Regions from separate parts of the Homo sapiens genome. Here region 2 is linked to region 1. A link is an interaction called in ENCODE POLR2A ChIA-PET data of the cell type or tissue named here. Cell type or tissue: Panc1. All regions are shown on one strand. Links, peaks and the distances in the headings refer to the core of each region. The heading gives the core; the rest is flanking DNA.

Region 1 (10,858 bases), core at 2,562-7,561:
CAGGCGCCCGCCACCGCGCCCGGCTAATTTTTTGTATTTTTAGTAGAGACGGGGTTTCACCTTGTTAGCCAGGATGGTCTCGATCTCCTGACCTCATGATCCACCCGCCTCGGCCTCCCAAAGTGCTGGGATTACAGGCGTGAGCCACCGCGCCCGGCCCCTGCTGCACAGGTTTGTAGCCTAGGAGCTATTGGCTACTCTATTGCTTTTTGTCAGGGACGGGATCATGCATTTAACCTGGCCACCCTAAACTGGACTTCCTCCCATTCCCCTGCAAGGTTCATTTTCAATCAGGAAGCCTCCAGGTATGCAAAGGATGACAAGTGAAACTCTACCTCGCTCCCCTTTGGTCTCCTTAGCAGACAGCTGAGGGTGCAAGCCCCGAGAAATGCGAGCCATGGCTCTTCATGGCTGAAGGAATTGGTCACCTAACACTGACACGGTCTGGAAGAATTATTTTGAAGTAAGTACATTCCTTCTACTTCCTACACTATGTTAAGTGTCATCCAGTCTCCTCAAGAGAGAATGGCGGAACTTGGGGGTCAGCTGTGCTCCAGATGAAGTCAGCTCCAGGTCTTGCCCTCTTGCCTGGCTCACAGATGGATGAAGTTTTATAAAGTTCTTCTAATTATGTGCAAAACAATAAAATATAAACCAACTACTTATATGTGCTGAGTCTGCTTGGCTTTCCCAGAACGTAGACTATGGAGAGATCATGGAAATTATGGTTTAGAACTTCTCCTGTGGCTCTAACAAGGGGTTGAGCACATGACTCTTGTTACTTCTCAAATCCCAAATGTAGGCACAGAAATATGAACTGGGATTCTTTTTCTGACTTACATGTACATGAGTAGAGTCTTGTGGCTGCTATTCCTCTTGCTGAGAACACAATCAAGTAATCACCATACTTGCATTTGGAGCCATAAACCCTAAAGCCGTAACATTTAATTTTATGTAACACGATCACGCTGTAGAAGCTAATGTGATTCCCTGGAGCAGGGCGTCTTCTGTGCCAAGCCATTTTGTAGAGTCTGCTATATCAGATTTTGTTATCGTTTATGTTAAGCCTATTTTATTTAAAACTTGAGTCTGGTTTGCTTAGAGTAAATACCGTCTGCTTGCACTCAATTTCAATATGTTCTGTTTGGCAGCATTGTGCATTGTAAAGAAAAAAAAAAAGATAAAGGCTGTTTTGTGGCACACCAAGATAAGAAATAGTTTGCACATCCAGTTCTGTTGTTGAAAGTCATCTCACTCAGATAGCGAATTATCCATAATGACTTAAAAATAATAACTTCAAGAGCAGTCTTTTATTGTTAAGAGTCTTTATGTGTGCGTGTGTGTGCGTTGAGTGCTCACTCAAAATAGGGGTCCATAAATTGCTACTAATGTAGAGTGTCTGCATTTCTTGGCATTATAAAACTTCCCTAGAGGCATTTTCATAGTTGGGAACTTGGTAGCCCAGCAATTCTGAGCTTCTTGTTCTTACATTAAAATAATTTGCATAGTAGCTCCATGGTGACCTCAAATTAAGTGTCTGTGGAGAATTCTAGCTGTACTGTGAACCAGGCTGGGTCAGAAGGAAGGCTCCGTAGCTGCCAAACGCAACATCTGTGCAATGTATTTCATTGTATTCTTGCCTGGGTTTATAGGGATTCTTAGGGGCTTAAGGGAGTCGTCATGAACACTCTGAAACTGTACTTGAACTTGTGTGTGTGTGCGTGTGTTGTCTGCTTGCACATATTTGGTTATTTTTATAGGAAGAGAGTCAAAATCTGTCACAGCTCTTTAAAAGGCTCCATGAACCCACCCATTTCCCTGAAGAAAAGGACTCAGAAGCAGTGATGTAAAGAATCGTTTCTATCAACGAGAAGAGACTCCTCTTTCAGAAAGCAGGAACCATACGTAGCAGAAGTGATAACAATGACTTACTAAAAGGCACTAGACACAGTCACATGACACATAACGATGTCTCCATCAAGGATGGGCCGCACACCCAACAGTGGCCCCATGAGATGAGACTACTGTATTTTTCTGCACCTTTTCTGTGTATGCATACACAAATACTTGCCAATGTGTTACAGTTGCCTAGGGTATTCATGCTGCACAGGTTTGTAGCCTAGGAGCTATTGGCTACACCACATAGCCTGGGCATGTAGTCAACTGTACCATCTTGGCATGTGGTGACAACGCATATCTCAGACCATGTCCCATGGTGAAGCAACATCTGACTATATTGAGGTAGCCAGTGTGTGGCCTACAGGGCAGGAGACAGGCCTTAAAAGTTCTACTGCTTGGCCGGGCGCAGTGGCACCTGTAATCCCAGCACTTTCAGAGGCCAAGGAGGGCAGATTACGAGGTCAAGCGATTGAGACCATCTTGGCCAACATGGTGAAACCCTGTCTCTACTAAAAATACAAAAATTAGCTGGGCATGGTGGCACTCATCTGTAATCCCAGCTACTCGGGAAGCTGAGGTAGGAGAATTGCTTGAACCCAGGAGGCGGAGGTTGCAGTGAGCCAAGATCGTGCCACTGCTCTCCAGCCTGGCGACACAGCGAGACTTCGTCTCAAAAAAAAAAAAAAAAAAAAAAAATTCTACTGCCACTGCCTCATCATGTGCACTGAGAGAAGTCACTTCCCTTCTATAGGCCTCATTTTCCCCATCTGTAAACTGAAAAAAATGAAGGAGTTGGGCAGTGTGGCAGAGACACCTACTTGTTCATGGTATCCACTTACCCCTTCTTTCTTTTTACAAATAGAACATACACCTCCAGTGTTAGCTGAGCACATGGCCACTGGGCTAGGGACTAGGTGTTCCAATTGCCTTTGCAGGTGGGAGTGGCCATGGAATTAAGTTCCAGCCAACAGGATGTGAGAAATGACACATGCACCGACCGCATCTCCTACCACTCCTGCAGGCTGTGATGACCACCTGAAGACCTGCTGGGGAGGACGGCACTCCAGGGAGTAGCAGAGCAACCACAAGGAAGTAGCCGTGGTGTGGGACGTCCTCATGTAGCAGAATGGCCTACCTGACCTGGACCGCCTACTGCCTCTGGACTGTTAAGAGAGGATAGACACTGTCTTGGTGATACCACTTAACAGTCGTGTGCAGCATCATGACATTTTGGGCAGCAATGGACCACATGTACAATAAGATTATCACAGAGCTCAACATTCCTATTTCCTGGTGACATGGCAGCCATCATGACTTCGTAGCACAATGCATTCCTCACGTGTTTGCAGTGGTACTGGTGTAAACACACCTCCTTGCACTGTCAATCATAGAATTTAGCACATAGAATTACATACAGTACATAACACCTGATAATGATAATAAATGACTATGTTAAAAGTTTATGTACTTACTATACTTTTATCATTATTTTAAAATGTGTGCCTCCTATTTATGCAGAAAAAAGTTAGTTATGAAGCAGCCTCAGGCAGGTCCCCCAGGAGGGATTCTAGAAGAAGGCATTGTTATCCTAGGAGATGACAGCTCCATGCATGTCACTGCCCCTAAGACTGTCCAGTGAGCAAGATGTGGAAGCAGAAATTGATGATCCCGACCCTGTGAGACCTAGGCTAATGTGCGTATTTGTGTCTTAGTTTTTAACACAAAGTTCTAAAGAAATTTTTAAGTAGAAAAACGCTTATAGATTCAGGTTATAAAGACAGAAAGTGGCCAAGTGTGGTGCCTCGTGCCTGTAATCCCAACACTTTGGAAGGCTGAGGTACACAGAAGGATCACTTGAGTCTGGGAGTTTAAGACCAGCCTGAGCGACATAGCAAGACCCCATCTCTACCAAAAATACAAAAAATATATATATATCTGGGCATGATGGCATATGCCTGCCATCCCAGCTATTCAGAAGGCTGAAGTGGGAAGATTACTTGAGCCCAGGAGTTGGAGACTGCTGTGGGCTATGATCATGCCACTGCACTCCAACCTGGGCAAAAGAGTAAGATCCCATCTCAAAAAAAAAAAAAAAAAAAGAAAGAAATTTTGTATAGCTGTACAGTATGTTTGTGTTTTATGCTATGTTATTACAAAAGAGTCAAAAAGTTTAAAAATATTAAAAAGTTCATAAAGTAAAAAAAGTTATAGTAAGTTAAGGCTAATTTATTATTAAAGAAATAAAATATGTTTTTATAAATTGAGTGTAGCCAAAGTGTACAGAGTTTCTGAAATCTAAAGTATAATACAGTCATGTCCTAGGCCTTCCCATTCACTCACCAGCTACTCACTCATCCAGAGCAACTCTCCAGTCCTGCAAGCTCCATTCATTGTAAGTACCCTATCCAAGTTTATTATTGTTTATTTTATACCTTATTTTTATAGTCCCTTTTCTGTATTTAGATAGATTTAGATACACGAATACTTTGTGTTAACAAATGCATTGTGTTACAGTTGCCTATGGTGTTCAGTACAGTAGCATGCTGCACAGGTTTGTAGCCTAGTAGCAGTAGGCTAGACCATGCAGCCTAGGCATATAGTAGGCTTCACCACCTAGGGCTGTGTAAGTATTCTCTATGATTTGTGCAGCAATGTTTGCACAATGCTGAAATTGCCCAACACACGTTTCTCAGAATGTATCCCCGTCATTAAGCAATGCATGACTATGTTTTGAATTTGGGGATTCCTTTGGTTCATCAGCTTAATCCATATCTAAACAAATGCAGACTCGTTGAGGCCAAGGTCATCATTGTCATCGTCATCCTTCCTTGCCTCCAGAACGATATAGGTACCTAACAAATGTTCAGCAAAATGAAAGAATGAATGAACAGCTGAATGGTTTTAATTGGCATGCCAGGAATTTTATGGGGATGATTCATGAACCAGCTTGGGTAGGGATGAGGTCATGTCTAAGCATTTTTCCAATACTGAAATTCCATCATTTTGTTTCTAAGAACTGAGAGTCACTTGAGAACACAGTGTTGGCTGGCATTTTCTTAGCCAAGGGTCTGGCAAAGCAAGGATGGACGGGTGGGGAGGTCTTAGAGGGAGCAAAGAGAGGTAACACACACTCCCTCCCCCTTCCGTCCCTTCAGTTATCCATTCATTCACCCAAAAAACATGTGCCCATTACATGCCAGGCACCAGCAGGAACAGAAATGAATAACAGGTCCCCATGCCCACCCTCACAGCCCAATGAAGAAAACAGTGCAGTGGTAAATAAAAGCAGTGTCATAGCTGAGTAGAAGCTGAAACAGGCTGAAACATGGTGACATTTTAATCTTTGAGTCTTCAGTGTGTCCCCAGAGCCACTATCTAGAAAACCATCTTTATCTTCACCAACTTTAACACAGACGGGAAAGAGGGTTTGCTTTGGGGAAGTTCATTTGTCAGAGCCCTTTCTCAGAGTCCTCCAGGCACCCTCAGTCCAAATCCACTTCCTTTATCTGTAGAGTAATTGATATTTATTAGCAGTGAATCAGTTCTGGAGGGCTCAGGGTTCCAGCTAGGGAACCAGAAGAGCTGGTTGTGACCAAGACCACACTAGCTGTCAGACATTCATTAATTTATTCAATCACTCAACTTGAACAAGTTACTTTCTTTCAGTTTCTTCATTTGTAAAGTGGGGACCATTTTTCCTATCTGTGAGCTTTGAATCAAAGTACCCAATAGAGTGTTTGCCGCCTACCAGGGGCTTAATAAAAATGAATGGGTGCTGATTTGTTAGCATGAGAAATATTGCTGTTGCCCAGTACTTCTCAACAGGGGTGATCCCCCACCCAGGAAACATTTGGCAATGTCTGGGGACATTTTTGATTGTCGTGACTAGGATGGCGTGAAGTGGTGCTACTGGCCCTAGTGGATAGAAACCAGGGGTGCTGCTCAGCATCCTACAGTGCACTAGACAGCCACCCACAACAAATAAATATCCCTCCCAAAGTGTCAATAGGGTCAATAGCTCAGACACCCTGCTCCAGACCCTCAAAAATGCCAATTTCCACAGGATGCATCCACACTCTTGCCAGAGAGCTGTTGTGTGCAATTTTAAATTCCACCCTTGGCCGGGCACAGTGTCTCATGCCTATAATCCCAGCACTTTGGGAGGCCGAGGTGGGCAGATCACGAGGTCAGGAGTTCAAGACCAGCCTGGCCAACATGGTGAAACCCCGTCTCTACTAAAAATACAAAAATTAGCCGGGTGTGGTGGTGGGCGCCTGTAATCTCAGCTACTTGGGAGGCTGAGGCAGGAGAATTGCTTGAACCCAGGAGGCGGAGGTTGCAGTGAGCCAAGATCACGCCACGGCACTCCAGCCTGGATGACAGAGCAAGACTCCATCTCGAAAAAAAAAAAAAAAAAAAAAAAAATCCACCCTTGCCTTGGTATTTAATATGTAATTATAAAACAGTGTTTCAAGTGGAATTTTGGACGCTTTTGCCTCAATATACCAGTGACACAAGCTTTAGTTCCTTCTAGCTACATGTGAACTGTTGCTGGCAGAACCTAATCTTAACTTCTCAGGCCTCCTTGATGACTCAGCAAGAAACGGCAGCATTTTCTACTCTGGCCTGCAATGTGGAGTTTATTTTCTGACTTCAGAGAGACACCTGGACCCAATTTGCATAATCAGAACCAAAAGGGGCCTGCTGTGTCGAGGATGATGATTTCCAGTGCAAATGTGATGACTGAAGCATTTTTTCCAGCCAGTATTCACGGAGCACCTACTACATGTCAGGGCTATGCTCAGTGCTGGGTACTCAGTGGGGGACAAAACAAGCATAGTCCCCGTGCACACTGCACCCAGCAGCTTTCAGATTGGTTTCACATCTATAGTATTATTCTCTCTTTACACAAACTTTGAGCTAGGCAGGAGTGGTATTTGTTAAAGGTAAGGAAGTTACACTTTTTGAAAGCATAGATAAAAAAGCATTAAAGTTTTTTTTTTAGCCAGGCACGATGGCTCACGCCTGTAATCCCAGCACTTTGGGAGGCCGAGGCCGGTGGATCACCTGAGGCCAGGAGTTCAAAACCAGCCTGAACAACATGGCGAAACTCTGTTTCTACTAAAAATACAAAAATTAGCCGGGTGTGGTGGCGGGCGCCTGTAATCCCAGCTACTCAAGAGGCTGAGGCAGGAGAATCACTTGAACCCGGGAGGCAGAGGTTGCAGTGAGCCAAGATCGCGCCACTGCACTCCAGCCTGGGTGACAGCGAGACTTCGTCCCTCAAAAAAAAAAAAAAAAAATTTACAGATCCTTTAATTTGCATTTCTGATGAAAATACATTCTAATTGTACAGACTTTGAATACAAATGTTTAAAAAGATCCTTCAGCTCGTTGAGTATGCATGCACATCTCTGCTGGGAAGTCCATCGCCCAGCCTCCAATGTCAGTCTCCACCGTCTCCTCATCTGGAAGCGACTCCATCCTAATCCCTGACTCTGACAAAGAGCAGAGTGCCTCACCTGCCAGGGCAGCACTTTGGGCAGCCTATGGTTAGGTGCAGGCACATGTGTGGGTGGGGGTCTTCACCCAAAATATTCAGGAGCCAGGCATAGTCGAGCATATCGTCCCCCTTTCATCCCTCCTGCCTCTCCTGCTGTGTGATATGCCAGCCCATTACCCACTCACTGAGCAATTACTATGTGTCGAGCTCTATAATTAAGCATGTTGCAAACATCTTCTTAATCATTTACTCAAGCTAGAAAGATTATTTTTCCATTATAATATGTGAGAATAAGGCTAAGAAGTTGATTCACAGATTCATGTCTTCAATGAATGTACATGCAGACTATGAAACAGGCACTGCCAGGTGCTGGGGATAAAATGAAAAGGAAAAGGTGTGTGGTGCTTAAAAACTTCATGATGCTATGAAGCAACGTGGTTCTGAAGTTCTGTTGCTGGTAAGTGGCTGGACCAAGCATAGCGAGCCAAGGCCTGCAGGGCTCCACATTCCTCTAAAATACCTCCCCATTGGAGCCAATCCATGGGGCACAGGTTTCCAGACATCAGGGAGGTACTTCTGGGACTCCAGAACAAAATCTACATCTAACCGTGAAAATGCATTGTTAGCACCATTCAAAGGAAGTCGTTGATGGCCAGTGGAGTGGCCGGGAGCAGATCCCAGCAGGGAAAAGCCCAGTAAATCAAGTGCTACTGACATTACCCCAGGACTTCTATGACCAGGCTGCCATGAACATTCATTTTGAACCAGTGTCTGACGATGGAGCCTGGAGAAGAATCCAGGATGCCCCTCCAGCCTACCTGATTGATTTGTTCAAGGGCTGAGACCAACATTCCCATCAGCTGAATGAGTGTGGGGATGTCTGAATATATCGCTCAAGCAGGAAAATGTGAAGATTACTCTGTAAAACATCTGACATGTACCCAACAGGCAAAGTTGTTTTTAAGTGTTAAGATCAATTTCTGCAGAGCATCAGGCACAAACTGTGGTACGATTCATCGTGAAAAGGAAAAAGCTGAGACAGATAGCCCTGGCAGGAGTGTGGTGCTTATATAAACCATGGAAAGAATGTGTTCTTTCTGCTATTCCTTCATCAAATATTTGTAGGGAGGGGAGCGCATAGAATATTTTTGGAGTGCTGCAGGCAGGGGAACTGTGTGTCCGGAGGCCCAGCGGCCAGCAGGAAAGTGACAGATGGAAGGCACAAGTTTTGTAAACATTTGACGCCCACGTATGAGAGAGGTTATCCCTACAGTGTGTTTGGTGAGAAAGGCAGGATTAGTTTCCATACATTTTCTGGTTCATTTTTCAAAAGACTGATTCTGTAGTTGCAAGAGACGCAGTGGCTGCTTAATAAATCTCTGCTGAACAAATGAATAAGGAACTTTACGTAAGAGTCCAAAGCTCCAGCTAGGTGAAATGGAGTTAGGAAAGCTGTGTAACGGCATGAAATCTATGTCCCCGCCTGGAAACGTATGTGGCATTTCTCAATCTGCTTTTTTCCCTTTCCTTCTTCTTTTGTAAAGTGTCCGTTACAGAATTTTATACCATGTTTAGGGCCTCACATCTCCTGCACAGCAGTGAATTTAGCTCAATTCACAAAACACCTTTTGAAAGTTTGTGAGAAGTACACAGCCGTTGTGAGTTTCCATGTATTTGCATGTCCCCAGCAAAAAAAGATGGTTTAGACACCTCCCCTACCACAAAGAATGTTGGCTCTGGGATCCAGCAGGCCAGCCCATCAGTTGGCAGCTGTGTGACTTCGCCACATCTTGTCTACCTCTTCCAGCCTCAGCGTTTCAAGTATAATCTGGAGGTTTTCTTCTCATCTCCCAGGGCGGTTGTAAACAGAGAGTGCACTGGAAGTAGCAGCTGCAGTGCTCAGGGGTGCTTCCGCCCTTCTTGCCATCCTTATTCTTTGCCACATGCAAGCCCCACTCTCAGAAACCATGGCCTCCTCGTGAAGGAGAAAAAGGAACCATTCAAATTCAAAACAAAACAAAAAATTGCTCACACTTAACACTGCTTGCCGTGCCAGCAACGAGAAGAGGCTGAGCCAGTTTCCGAATTGCTTTCTGTCCAAGGTCTAAGTTGTTCTCACCCACTTCCTGCCCTGGGGTGTGTGTTGGCTACGGGGCTTCCTGAAAGGACACAGGCCAAAACACTCAAAATGCTTCCCAAGGGAGGAAGCCTTACCTTCCCAGAAGCTGGAGTCCACAGGAACCTGGAGGGAGAAGCAGGGTTTCCACGGGCCATGGCCCAGCTGGGGAAATGCTTGTTTATGGTGACCGTGCTGCAGCTGTGGACGCCGTATCACCTACCGTGTTGTAAGTGGAAAGGCAATCAAGGGCATCATTCATTCCCTCATTCCGCCAGCGTTCTCTTCCTTCCATGAGGCCGCTGACCCTGGGGCCCTTATAGGCTAGTGTGTGGGGTGTTTGGTGGTTGGGGACTGTGTTTGTGGGGCTGGAAGTTACATAAATAATAATAGCAAATCTCCAGTACTTACCTTACACCAGCAGTAGCCTCGGGCCTTTGGAAATATTGACCATTTAATCCTCTCTCAGCCCCATGTGAGAGGTAAAAGTGTGGCCTCCATTTTATAGATGAAGAAATGAGATAAAGTCACACAGCTGGGAAGGGAAAGAGCCGGTCTGTGAGCTCAGAGAGTTCAACTGTCTGGTTTGAGTTTAAACCTTTAAATCAAACTGGGCCTCTAAAGGACAGAAAATAGAAGGGTGCTTGCCAGGGTCTGGAGGGAGCGAGGAGTGGGGAGTTAGTGGTTAATGGGGACAGAGTTTCAGCTTGGGAAGATGAGAAAGTTCTAGAGGTAGATGGTGGTGATGGTTGTACAACAATGTGAATGTATTTAACACCAAATTGTAAAAATTGTCAAAATGATAAATTTTATATTATGCATATTTTACTACAATAAAATTTTTTTTCATAGGTATGGGGGAAAATAATATAGCTCTAGAAACTGGTCATCTTTCATTATAACAGAAATCATGAAAGATGGAAAATGCAGTTTAGGGGTTTTTTTCTTTTCTTTCTCTTTCTTCTTTTTTTTTTTTTTTTTTTTTTTTTGAGATGGAGTCTTGCTTTGCCGTCCAGGCTGGAGTGCAATGGCACAATCTCGGCTAACTGCCTGCAACCTCCGCCTCCCGGGTTGAAGCAATTCTCCCACCTCAGCCTCCTGAGTAGCTGGGACTACAGTTGTGCACCACCACGCCCGGCTAATTTTTGTATTTTAGTAGAGACGGGGTTTCACCACGTTGTCCAGACTGCTCTCGAACTCCTGACCTCAAGTGATCCGCCCGTCTTGGCCTTCCAAAGTGCTGGGATTACAGGTGTGAGCCACTGTGCCCGGCCAGGTTTTTTTTTTTTTTTCTTTCTAGGAGCTCAGGAGTCATAACTGGCTACTAGTCTCAAGTTCTA
Region 2 (10,858 bases), core at 2,499-7,498, 49 kb before region 1:
GGGCAACCATACCTCTATTTAATTCCAGGACCTCTATCTAATTCCATACCTCTATCTAATTCCAGGACGTTTCACTCCAGCAAGAAGCATTGTACCTGTTAGCAGTCACTCTCAATTCCACTCCCTTCTACAGCCATTAATCTACTTTCCATTTCTATGGATTTGTTTATTCTAGACAGTCCATATAAATGAAATCATACAATATGTGACCTTTTCTGGCAGACTTCTTTCACTTAACATAAAGTTTTAAAAGTTCATCCATGTTGCTGTATGTATCAGTACTTCATTCCTCTTATGGCTCAAAAATATTCCATTTAAGGATACACCACATTATGTTTATCCATTCATCAGTTGATCAACATTTGCCCTACTCCTTCTTGTTGGCTATTATGAATAATTCTGCATGTTTTTGTGTGAATACTTATTTTCAATTCTCTTCAGCATATACCTAAGAGTAGATTTGCTAAATCATACTGTAATTCTATCTTTAATTTTTTTAGGAACTGTCAAGCTGTTTCCACAGCCCTGCACCATTATACATTCCCACTAGCAATGTATAAGGATTCCAATATTTCCACATTATCGCCAATATTTCCTATTCTGTTTTATTATTCCATCCTATTGAGTATGAAGTAGTGTATCATTGTGGGTTTGATTTACATTTTTGTAAATACTAATAATGTTGAGCATCTTTTCATGTGTTTATTGATCATTTGTATATATTCTTTTGAGAAACATTTATTCAAATCCTTTTTTCATTTTAAAATTGGGTTGTCTTTTTATTGTTGAATTTTAGAGTTCTTTATGCATTCTGTTTATTAGGTCCTTATCAAATATATGATTTTTACATCACTTCTCCCATTCTGTGGGTTGTTTTTACCTTTTCTTGATAGTGTCCTTCGATGCATAAAAATATTTAATTTTGATGAAATCTAATTTATATTTTTTATTTTTACTTTTTTGTTACTGTGTTTTTGAAGTCAACAGTAAGAAGCACTTGCCCAAGGTGAAATCTGGCATTGATATCAGGGTAATACTGGCATCACAGAATAAGTTAGGAAGTGTTTCCTCCTTTTATATTTTTCAACGAATTTGAGAACGATTGGTGTTAATTTTCATTTAAATGTTTGTAGAATTTACCCATGAAACTATATGGTCCTGAATTTTTCTTTGTTAAAAGTTCTAAAATTATCAAAATCTTTTTACTTGTTATAAGTCTATCTAGATTTTCTATTTGTCCTTAAATAAGTTTTGGCAGTGTTTGTGTTTCTAGAAATTTGTCCATTTCATATAGACCAATAGAGCAGAACACAGACTTCAGAAATAACACCACACATCTACAACCATCTGATCTTCCACAAACTGGACAAAAACAAGCAATGGGGAAAGGATCTCCTGTTCAGCAAATGGTGCTTGGAAAAGTGGCTAGCCATATGCAGAAAATTGGAAACTGGACCCCTTCCTTACACCTTATACAAAAATTAACTCAAGATGGATTAAAGGCCAGGAGTAGTAGCTCATGCCTGTAATCCCAGCACTTTGGGAGGCCAAGGAGGGTGGATCACGAGGTCAGGAGATCGAGACCATCCTGGCTAACACAGTGAAACCCCGTCTCTACTAAAAATACAAAAAATTAGTCAGGCACCTGTAGTCCCAGCTACTCAGGAGGCTGAGGCAGGAGAACGGCGTGAACCTGGGAGGCAGAGTTTGCAGTGAGCCAAGATTGTGCCACTGCACTCTAGCCTGGGTGACAGAGCGAGACTCTGTCTCGAAAAAAAAAAAAAAAAAAAAAAGATGGATTAAAGACTTAAATGTAAAACCCAAAACCATTAAAGCCCTGGAAGAAAACCTAGGGAATACTATTCAGGACACAGTCATGGGCAAAGACTTCATGATGAAAATACCAAAAGCAATTGCAACAAAAGCCAAAATTGACAAATGGGATCTAATTAAACTAAAGAGCTTCTGCACAGCAAAAGAAACTAGCATCAGAGTGAACAGGCAACCTATAGAATGGAAGAAAATTTTTGCAATCTCCCTATCTGACAAAGGTCTAATACCCAGAATTTACAAGGAACTTAAACATATTTACAAGAAAAAACAACCCCATCAAAAAGTGGGCAAAAGACATGAACAGACACTTCTCAAAAGAAAACATTTACGCAGCCACCAAACATATGAAAAAAAGCTCAACATCACTGATCATCACAGAAATGCAAATCGAAACCACAATGAGATACCATCTCACGCCAGTCAGAATGGTGATTATTAAAAAGTCAGGAAACAATAGATGCTGTGGAGAAATAGATGAGGTTGTGGAGAAATACGAACGCTTTTACACTGTTGGTGGGAATGCAAATTAGTTCAACCATGGTAGAAGACAGTATTGTGATTCCTTAGGGATCTGGAACCAAAAATACCATTTGACCCAGCAATCCCATTACTAGGTATATACTCAAAGGAATATAAATCATTGTACTATAAAGACACATGCACACCTAGGTTTATTGCTACATACTACATACATACACACTAGCTACAATACCAAAGACATGGAACCAACCCAAATGCCCATCAATGATAGACTGGATAAAGAAAATGTGGCACATATACACCATGAAATACTAGGCAGACATAAAAAAGAATGAGATCATGTCCTTTGCAGGGACATGGATGAAGCTAGAAGCCATCATCCTCAGCAAACTAACAGAAGAACAGAAAATCAAACACCGCATAATCTCACTCACAAGTGGGAGTTGAACAATGAGAATATATGGACACAGAGAAGGGAACAACACACACCAGGGCCTGTTGTGGGATGGGGTTGAGGAGAGGGAACTTAGAGGATGGGTCAATAGGTGCAGCAAACCACCATGGCACAGGTATACGTATGTGACAAACCTGCATGTTCTGCATGTGTATCCCTGTTTTTTTTTTAGAATAAAGAAAAAAAAGAAATTTGTCTATTAGATCTTGGTTATCTAATTTATTGGCATACAATTATTCATAATATTCTCTTACAATCCTTTTTATTTCTGTAAGGTTAGTAGAAATGTCCCCACTTTTATTCCTAATTTTAGTACTTTCAGTCATCTTTCTTTCTCAATCAGTCTAGGTAAAAGGCTTGACAATTTTGTAGACCTCTTCCAAGAGCAAATTTTTGGCTTTTTTGATTGTCTCAATGTTTTAACCTTCTCTAGTTCCTTTATTTCCATTCTAATTCGTAGCATTTCCTTTCTTCTGCTTGTGTTGGATTTAGTTTGTTCTTCTTTGTCTAGATTCTTAAAGTGAAAGATTAGGTTATTGATTTGAGATCTTCCTTGTCTTTTTAATGTAAACATTCAACTATAAATTTCCCTCTGAGCACTGCTTTCACTGCATACCATAAAGGTTTTTTATAACTTTTAATTTTTATGGGTACATAGTAGGTGTATGTGTTTATGGGATCCATGAGATGTCTTGATACAGGCTGCAATGCATAATAATCACATCATGGAAACTGAAGTATCCATCTCTCAAACAGTTATCCTTTGTGTTACAAACAATCCAATTATACTATTTTAGTTATTTTAAAATGTATGGTTAAATTATTTTGACTGCACTCATCCTATTGTACGATCAAATACTAGGTATTAATAATCACATCATGGAGAATGGGATATCCAACCTCTCAAGTATTTATCCTTTGAGTTACTAAAAATCCAATTATATTCTTTTAGTTATTTTAAAACATATAATTATTATTGATTACAGTCACCCTGTTGTGCTGTCAAATAGTAGGCCTCATTCATTCTTTTTAACTATTTTTTGTACCCATTAATTATCCTCTGGTAACCATCCTTCTACTCTCTATGTCCATGAGTTCAATTGTTTTGATTTTTAGATCCCACAAATCTATGATATATGCATACCATGAGTTTTGATATGCTGTGTTTTCATTTTTATTCACCTCAAACTATTTTCTAGTTTTGGTTATTTAGGAATGTGCTGTTTAATTTCCACATATTGGTGAATCTTCCAGCTTTCCTTTTATTATTGATTCCTAGCTTTTTTCTGTTGCGATCACAGGCATACATTGTATAATTTAAATATTTTTAAACTTATTGAGACTGTTTTATGGTCAAACATTTGGTCTATCTTGGAAAATGTTTCATGAGCACTTAAGTAGAATGTGCATTTTGCTGTTGTTAGGTGGACTGTTATATACATGTCCATCAGTTATAGTTCATTTATATTGTTCAAGTCTTTGATTTCTTTGATGATATTCTGTCTAGTTGCTCTTTTCATTTTTGAAAGTAGAGTATTTAAGTCTCCAACTATTATTGTTCACATGTTCATTTCCACCCTCAATTCTGCCGCTTTTTGCTTCATACGTCTTGGGGCTATATTATGAGATCCATAAATATTTGTAATTATTATGTCCTCTTGGTGGGTTGACCTTTTTATTATTATATAATATCCTTATTTACTCTAGTAATTATTTTTTCTTAAAGTCTATTATGTTTGATATTAGTCTAGCCACTCTGCTTCTATTTTGTTTATTATTGCATGGAATATCTTTTTCTATCATTTATCTATCTATCTATCAAATTATTTGTCCCTTGGAATTTAAAATGAGTTTCTTCTAGATAGCATATAGCTGTTTTTTATCCATTCTGCCAATATCTATCTTTTAATTGGAGAGTTTAATCCATTTACATTTAATATAACTACTGTTAAGGAAGAATTTATTTTTGCTATTTTATTTGCTTTCTATAAGTCATAGCTTTTTATTTGTCAATTCCTCTATTACTGCCTTCTTTTTGTTAAATAGATGTTCTATAGTGTACCATTAGTAATTTCTTTTTGGTTTCTCTCTATATACATTATTATTTTTTGTAGTGATTGCCCTGGGTATTATAATTAGCATCTCAATTTATAATAATCCAGTTTCTATTAATACTACTTAATTTCAAATATATACAAAATCTATGCTGTCATATCTCTTCATTCATCCCCTTTATGCTGTTTTTACCACATATTATAGCTTTATTATGTGCCTATCTATATAGATTTAATAACTTTATACAATTTTTAAAACACATGGAATAAAAAGAATTGCAAACAAAAATACATTTATGCTGTGTCTCATTTATCCATGTAGTTAACTTTACTGGTGTTCTTAATTTCTTCATGCAGCTTTGAGTTACTCTATACTATCCTTACATTTCATTTCTGAATGACTCTCTTTACTATCTGTTGCAGGACAAGTCTACTAGTGACAAACTCAATTTTTGTTTATCTGGAAATGTCTTAATTTCTTCTTCATTTTTAAAGATAGTTTTTCAGATATACAATTCTTGATTGACAGTAGATTTTTTCAGCACTTTGAGTATGTCATCTCACTGCCTTCTGGCCTCCACAGAGTTTGATGGGAAATCAGCTGTTAATCTTACTACACCTGATGAGTCACTTCTCCCTTGCTGCTTTCAAAATTCTGTGTTTAACTGTGACAGTTTAATTAATCTCGGTGTGGTTCTTTTTTAGTTTATCTTACTAGGGATTCACTGAGCTTCTTGGAAGTGTAGCTTATTGTTTTTTGTCACATTTGGATTACTTTTTACCATTATTATCTTCAAATATTATTTCTTCTCTTTTCTCTTTTTCTTCTACTTCTGGGGTTGCCATTATGGTTGCTACACTTGATGGCACCTCATGTGTCTCTAAGACTTTGTTCATTTCTCTTCATTCTTTTATTTCTGTTCCATTAGCTTAGTGGTCATCTAACGACTATAAAGAGATTTCCTTAAACTCTTAGAACCAAGAAATCTTCCATCATTTGCAGAAGAGCTTTGTGTTTGTTAGAGCACACCCTCAACACTCAGCCAGATAGTTGACAGCTCTGCCTTAGCCTTCACTTCCTGCTAGCACAGACCCTCAAGGTTAGGCAGAGGTGAAAGTCTGGGGCTTCCTCAAGTCTTTCTCGAGGCAGGTGCACAAGCCTGGGCATGCACATGAACCTATAGATTCCCAGAAATAGACAGAAGCTTTTGAGCCCTATTTCCCAGCATTTCTTCTAAAGCTTTTTAGTCTATTGTTTGCACCAACTATTATCTATCACTTCACGCAGCAGTGACTGGAACATTTTCCTGTAAATGTTTTAGACAATTACCCTTCTCCTCCCAAGTAGCACTGGGAAAGTTCCAAGTTGAGTAAAATAAAGAAAAGCCTTTCCAGCTAGTCTTCTTCCGGAAAGCCAACAAACATACCGAGTAATTATAATTCTGTATGAAAAAGGTCTCTTCTGCTCTCTCTGGTACAAGGCACATGGGTTGTTATTTTCAAGGCTATCGCTGAGATAGTAAATGGGGAATGAGACTAGGGTAAGTTAAAATACCACAAAGCTTACTGTTCTCAACAAAGTTCAGCTGCTGTTCTTGAATAAGTGCCTCTTGGGTTGTCTAAGCCTTTGGTTAATCTCCAGAGTTCCAAAAAAGTTACTTCTAACAATTTTATCAATGCTTTTTTATTGCTTTTATGAAACTATGGAATTTCAGAGTTCCTTACTCGGCCATTTTCACTAATGGCCTGTTGGTGTTTGTTTTGAACATAGTAGAGAATGCACCTGCATGTTACAGGGTGCTTCCTTAGAACTATCCGGAGCCATGCTTCCAATGTGTGTTTTCTAGAACACCAGTTCCATGGGGGAAGTAACCATTACAGCATCCCATGGTGAAATGTTTGTGACATTAACCTTAAATAAAGTTAAACATGTCTCCTTACTGCACAATTTATCAGAATCCTTAATATGCTATATTGTCAATCCTATTCAGCTTCAAGAAGAGGAAAGAGTATAAAAATAATTACAGTAGATAATTGTGGGTCAGGCACTGTGCCAGACATTTTACATTTATTATGTCATTTGTTATTCATACCACCACACAACATATTTCCTATTTTATACACAAAGAAACGGAAGCATAGAAATTTTAAGTAAAAATTTCCAACGAGTAATTTCCAGAGTCAGAAATTTAATCAATTAGCTTCCAGGCTGTCCTGTAAACCATACTGCAGGATTTCCCTAACTTAATTTGACCACAGAAACATTTGTTCAGAGAATCTTGAAAGTTAATGTGTCTCAGAGTACATTCTGGAAAATGCTGAGTTAAAGCACAGTTAATAACTGGGGAACTGATTTGTGCTTTTCTCGACACTTTTACTGTCATGAATCATGCCAGAGGCCCTTGCTACATTAAATATTGATTGAAAAATGGGGCATGGAGTTGTTGTTCAACCTACAGATTATCATTACAAAGGAGCTTCTATATTTTAGTGTCTCCTCTGGCATAAGCATTAAAGGTTGTCTTTAAAAAACAGTTCCACTCTGAGACAGTTTAAAAATATAATTTTAATTTATGAAACCATACAAAAACTAAGTGGACTAAGTTCATCTTACAGATTTGCTTTCCTCAATTTTTTACAGAAGTTACTTTTTCCAACAAAGAAAGAAAATTGTTCTTAGCACAGAAATATTTGAAAACAAAAATATTTAAAGAAATACAAAATAAAAATCTGAAAACCTTGCATTCAGAGCCAGTTTCTGTTAGCTAACTCAAGCATTCTGAAGATCTTATTTTCTTTCCATACTTGGAATCCTGCCATAAATATTTTTATTATAATCATTTTATCACCATTACAAATTCTTCATAAATATCATTTTTTTCATGTCTTCAAAATATTCCATTTTAGGGAATTATCATAATTTACTGAATATTTCCACTCATGTTAACTATCTAGGTTATTAACCATCTTTCACTGTTGTAAATAATGCTGTTGTCTTTTGTAATACAGAAGTTTGGCAGAAGGCGCTCAGCAAAACACACACAGAGATGCCAGTCGACAAGGCTACATGTGGCAGCCAGTTCTCCAATACAAAGAAGTGAAGTCAAAATGGGGTAAATATGATACAGAGAGGTTTGTGGAAATATTGAAGACATTCACTAATTCACCAAAGCAAATTATATCTAAAATATGAGCTATCCAAGAAAACTACCAGGATTTAAATACAGAGATTGGAGGGACAGCAATTACTGAAAAGTAGTGTTGCAGAGAGAAACAGACATAGAAAGTATAACAAATCAGGTAACAGACTGGGCATGGTGGCTCACGCCTGCAATCTCAGCACATTGCAAGGCTGAGGCCAGTGGATCACCTGAGGTCAGGAGTTCAAGACTAGCCTGGCCAACAAGGTAAAAACCCTATCTCTACTAAAAATACAAAAATTAGCCAGATGTGGTGGCGGGTGCTTTTAACCTCAGTACTTGGGAGGCCAACGCAGCACAATTGCTTGAACCCAGGAGTTGGAGGTTGCAGTGAGCCGAGATTGTGCCACTGCACTCCAGCCTGGGCAAGAGAGTGAGACTCTGTCTCAAAAAAAAAAAAAATAGGTAACAGAAGAGCAGTCTATATCTAAGGAAGCAAAATAGATACTATCTCTTCCTTTTGTCATTTAAACACAGATGAATAAACAGTGGCCCAATTATTACTTATGTACATACTGAATACTGGGAATAATTCTAGCCTTTAATAGTTTAAAATAGCAGTAATGTCCATGTCCATTTATTGAGCATGTACTATTTGCCAGTCTCTGTGTAAGGGGCTATATGAAGTCCATCTGATTTAACCCTTACAACAAAGCAGACGTAATTATAAACAAGTGACACATTCAGAAAATTAGGCTCAAAAGTTGAGTAACTTGCCCAAGGTCTTTCAGAAACATGTGAATGAGCCAAAGATGAAAATACAACTCAGTCAAGAGCCTGTTTCCTTCCACAATCAAGTGGACTTTGTTCAACACACTCCATAAACCAAAATGAAAATATCTCCCAAACAACATGAACCAAAGAGGATATAGATTTCTAAATCTATTTTGAAAAGGAACTATTAACTAAAGCTAAATTTTAGTCATCCCAAGGTCTATCCAAACAAAGTCTTAAAGTTGAAAAAAAAGTTAGAGCCTTAAAACTGCTCGTAATCATTTTCTACTTTAGAAAATCAAGTTAAAGAAAATTATCTGAAAGACAGAGACAGTGATATGCACTAGAATGTTCATCACACTACTTACAGTGGCAAATAAAATGGAAATAACAAAGCCAACAACAAAAACTAGGTAAAATAAAGTGTTCGTTTATTGTAATATTTTGAAATCACCAAAACATTATGTAAAAATTGCTATTGTTTGTGGAAAATACCAATCAATGGAAAGTTGGAAAGTGGAAAGTGAATTGTATTGCACAATGAACACATTTTCAAAATATCTATGCATAGGAGAGAAAAAAAATCTTCCTGGGAAATAAAGCAAAATTTAACATTGGTTCTCACTCAAAGTTAAGACCAGAGTAGTGGAGTTTTTTAACTTTGTGATTTCTGGACATTTTCCAATTTTTTTTTTTTTACTACGAACATGTACTACTTTCATGATAGAAAAAAATTTAATCAGTATTCCAAACAAAAAACCACAAAGAACCTGGGCAGACAATGCCCTGAAAAGGAAATGCACATGTATTCATTCATTGTCAAAAAGTTAGAGTTGTCATTACATTTCCAGCAGGCAATAGATACGGATATAGGAGTGAATCAGATAGACAAAAATCCCCATGACAACAGGGCTCTCTCCTCAACAAAGGACTGCAATTCCTTCTAACTGCTTCACAGACTTCATCAAAAAGTCTTCTCACAGGCTGTTTGGAATACTTCACCTATGGATTCCTCAATTAGCACATGGGTACCTACAATGCTCCATCTGCCTCATCCCTCTCTCCCTGCCCTGAAGTTGGCCACCTGGATGCACCTCCATGGACTTGTGCAAGTGTGAACCTCTGCAGAAGACTCATGAGCACATGTAGACAGCTGACCTGACTCTGTAGGATTGGGAAAAGTCACAAAAACTTGAGAATTTCAGGATACCTCCTTCGGGACAACAAATGGGAGGCTCTCAGTACCTGGCCTGAATCTGCAGGATTAAGAACACAATCTTAAGAAATCCCTCCAAGGGAGAAAAAAAAAAGATGTAGAGCAGGCAGACCTGTATAAGAGGTCTAAGAAAGCCTAAAAAATCCTAGCTGGGCTGACTAGTACAGGTGTTTATCTGCTAAAATGAGACATTAAAAACTGGGGGGGACTGCTTTTTCAAATGCAAAGACAGAAAGGCAAGGGTGCCAGAAACAAACAAACAAACAAATTTAAGAAAACACAATTCTTCCAAAGAAGCACAATAATTTTCCATTAACCAACCCCAAAGAAATGAAGATACATACATTGTCTGACAAAGATTTCAAAATAATAGTTTTTAAAGAAGCTCAGTGAGGTATAGGAGAACACAGAAAACTCAATGACGTCAGGAAAACAATACATGAACAAAAACTAGAAGTTTAACAAAGAGATGGAAAGAATATTTTAAAAGAAGAATTCTGAAACTGAAGAATATGATGAACGAAATGAAAAACACAACAGACAACAGCAACAGCTAACTTGATCAAGAAGAATAAAGAATCTTTGAGCTAGATGAAAGGTCTTTTGAAATTATCCATTCAGAGGAGAAAAAAGAAAAAAAAGAATGAAAAGGAATAAAGAAAGCCTAAAGAATGTATTGGAAAGCACCAACAGAAATAATAGATGGACTATGGGAATATGGGAATACCAGGATGAAAAAGGAGAGAGAAAAGGCCAGAAATCTCATTTAAAGAAATAATGGCTTGAAAACACTCCAAATATGCGGAGATATACGGACATCCAGATACATGAAGCTTAAAGGTTTCAAGTAGTTGAACCCAGACAAGATTTTACAAAAACACATTGCAATCAAACTATTAAAAATAAA

The links. Peaks named below come from ENCODE experiments on the same cell type or tissue, not always from the same donor. Only the 100,000 strongest peaks of a DNase experiment are listed, where the experiment ranks them.
Region 2: POLR2A ChIA-PET joins it to region 1 with 11 read pairs; 2 of 35 experiments call an interaction of 5 or more read pairs at or near these places.

Annotation. Positions count from the first base shown.
Region 1 is chr4:5,032,126-5,042,983 of GRCh38, reverse strand. It overlaps LOC107986256 (a long non-coding RNA gene), which reads left to right. Exons shown (of 3, transcript XR_007058005.1): 2 at 360-463; 3 at 2,921-3,362. It also overlaps a transcript of STK32B not described here. Among named protein-coding and RNA genes, the nearest start is that of STK32B, 14 kb to the left of the region's middle. RefSeq lists an enhancer at 9,320-9,369. In Panc1, for the core only: no CTCF peak of the experiment used is centred there; a DNase peak (open chromatin) is centred at 4,713; H3K4me3 peaks cover 226 bases; H3K27ac peaks cover 3,337 bases.
Region 2 is chr4:5,081,306-5,092,163 of GRCh38, reverse strand. All of the region lies in intron 1 of STK32B (serine/threonine kinase 32B), which reads right to left. Among named protein-coding and RNA genes, the nearest start is that of STK32B, 35 kb to the right of the region's middle. In Panc1, for the core only: no CTCF peak of the experiment used is centred there; no DNase peak of the experiment used is centred there.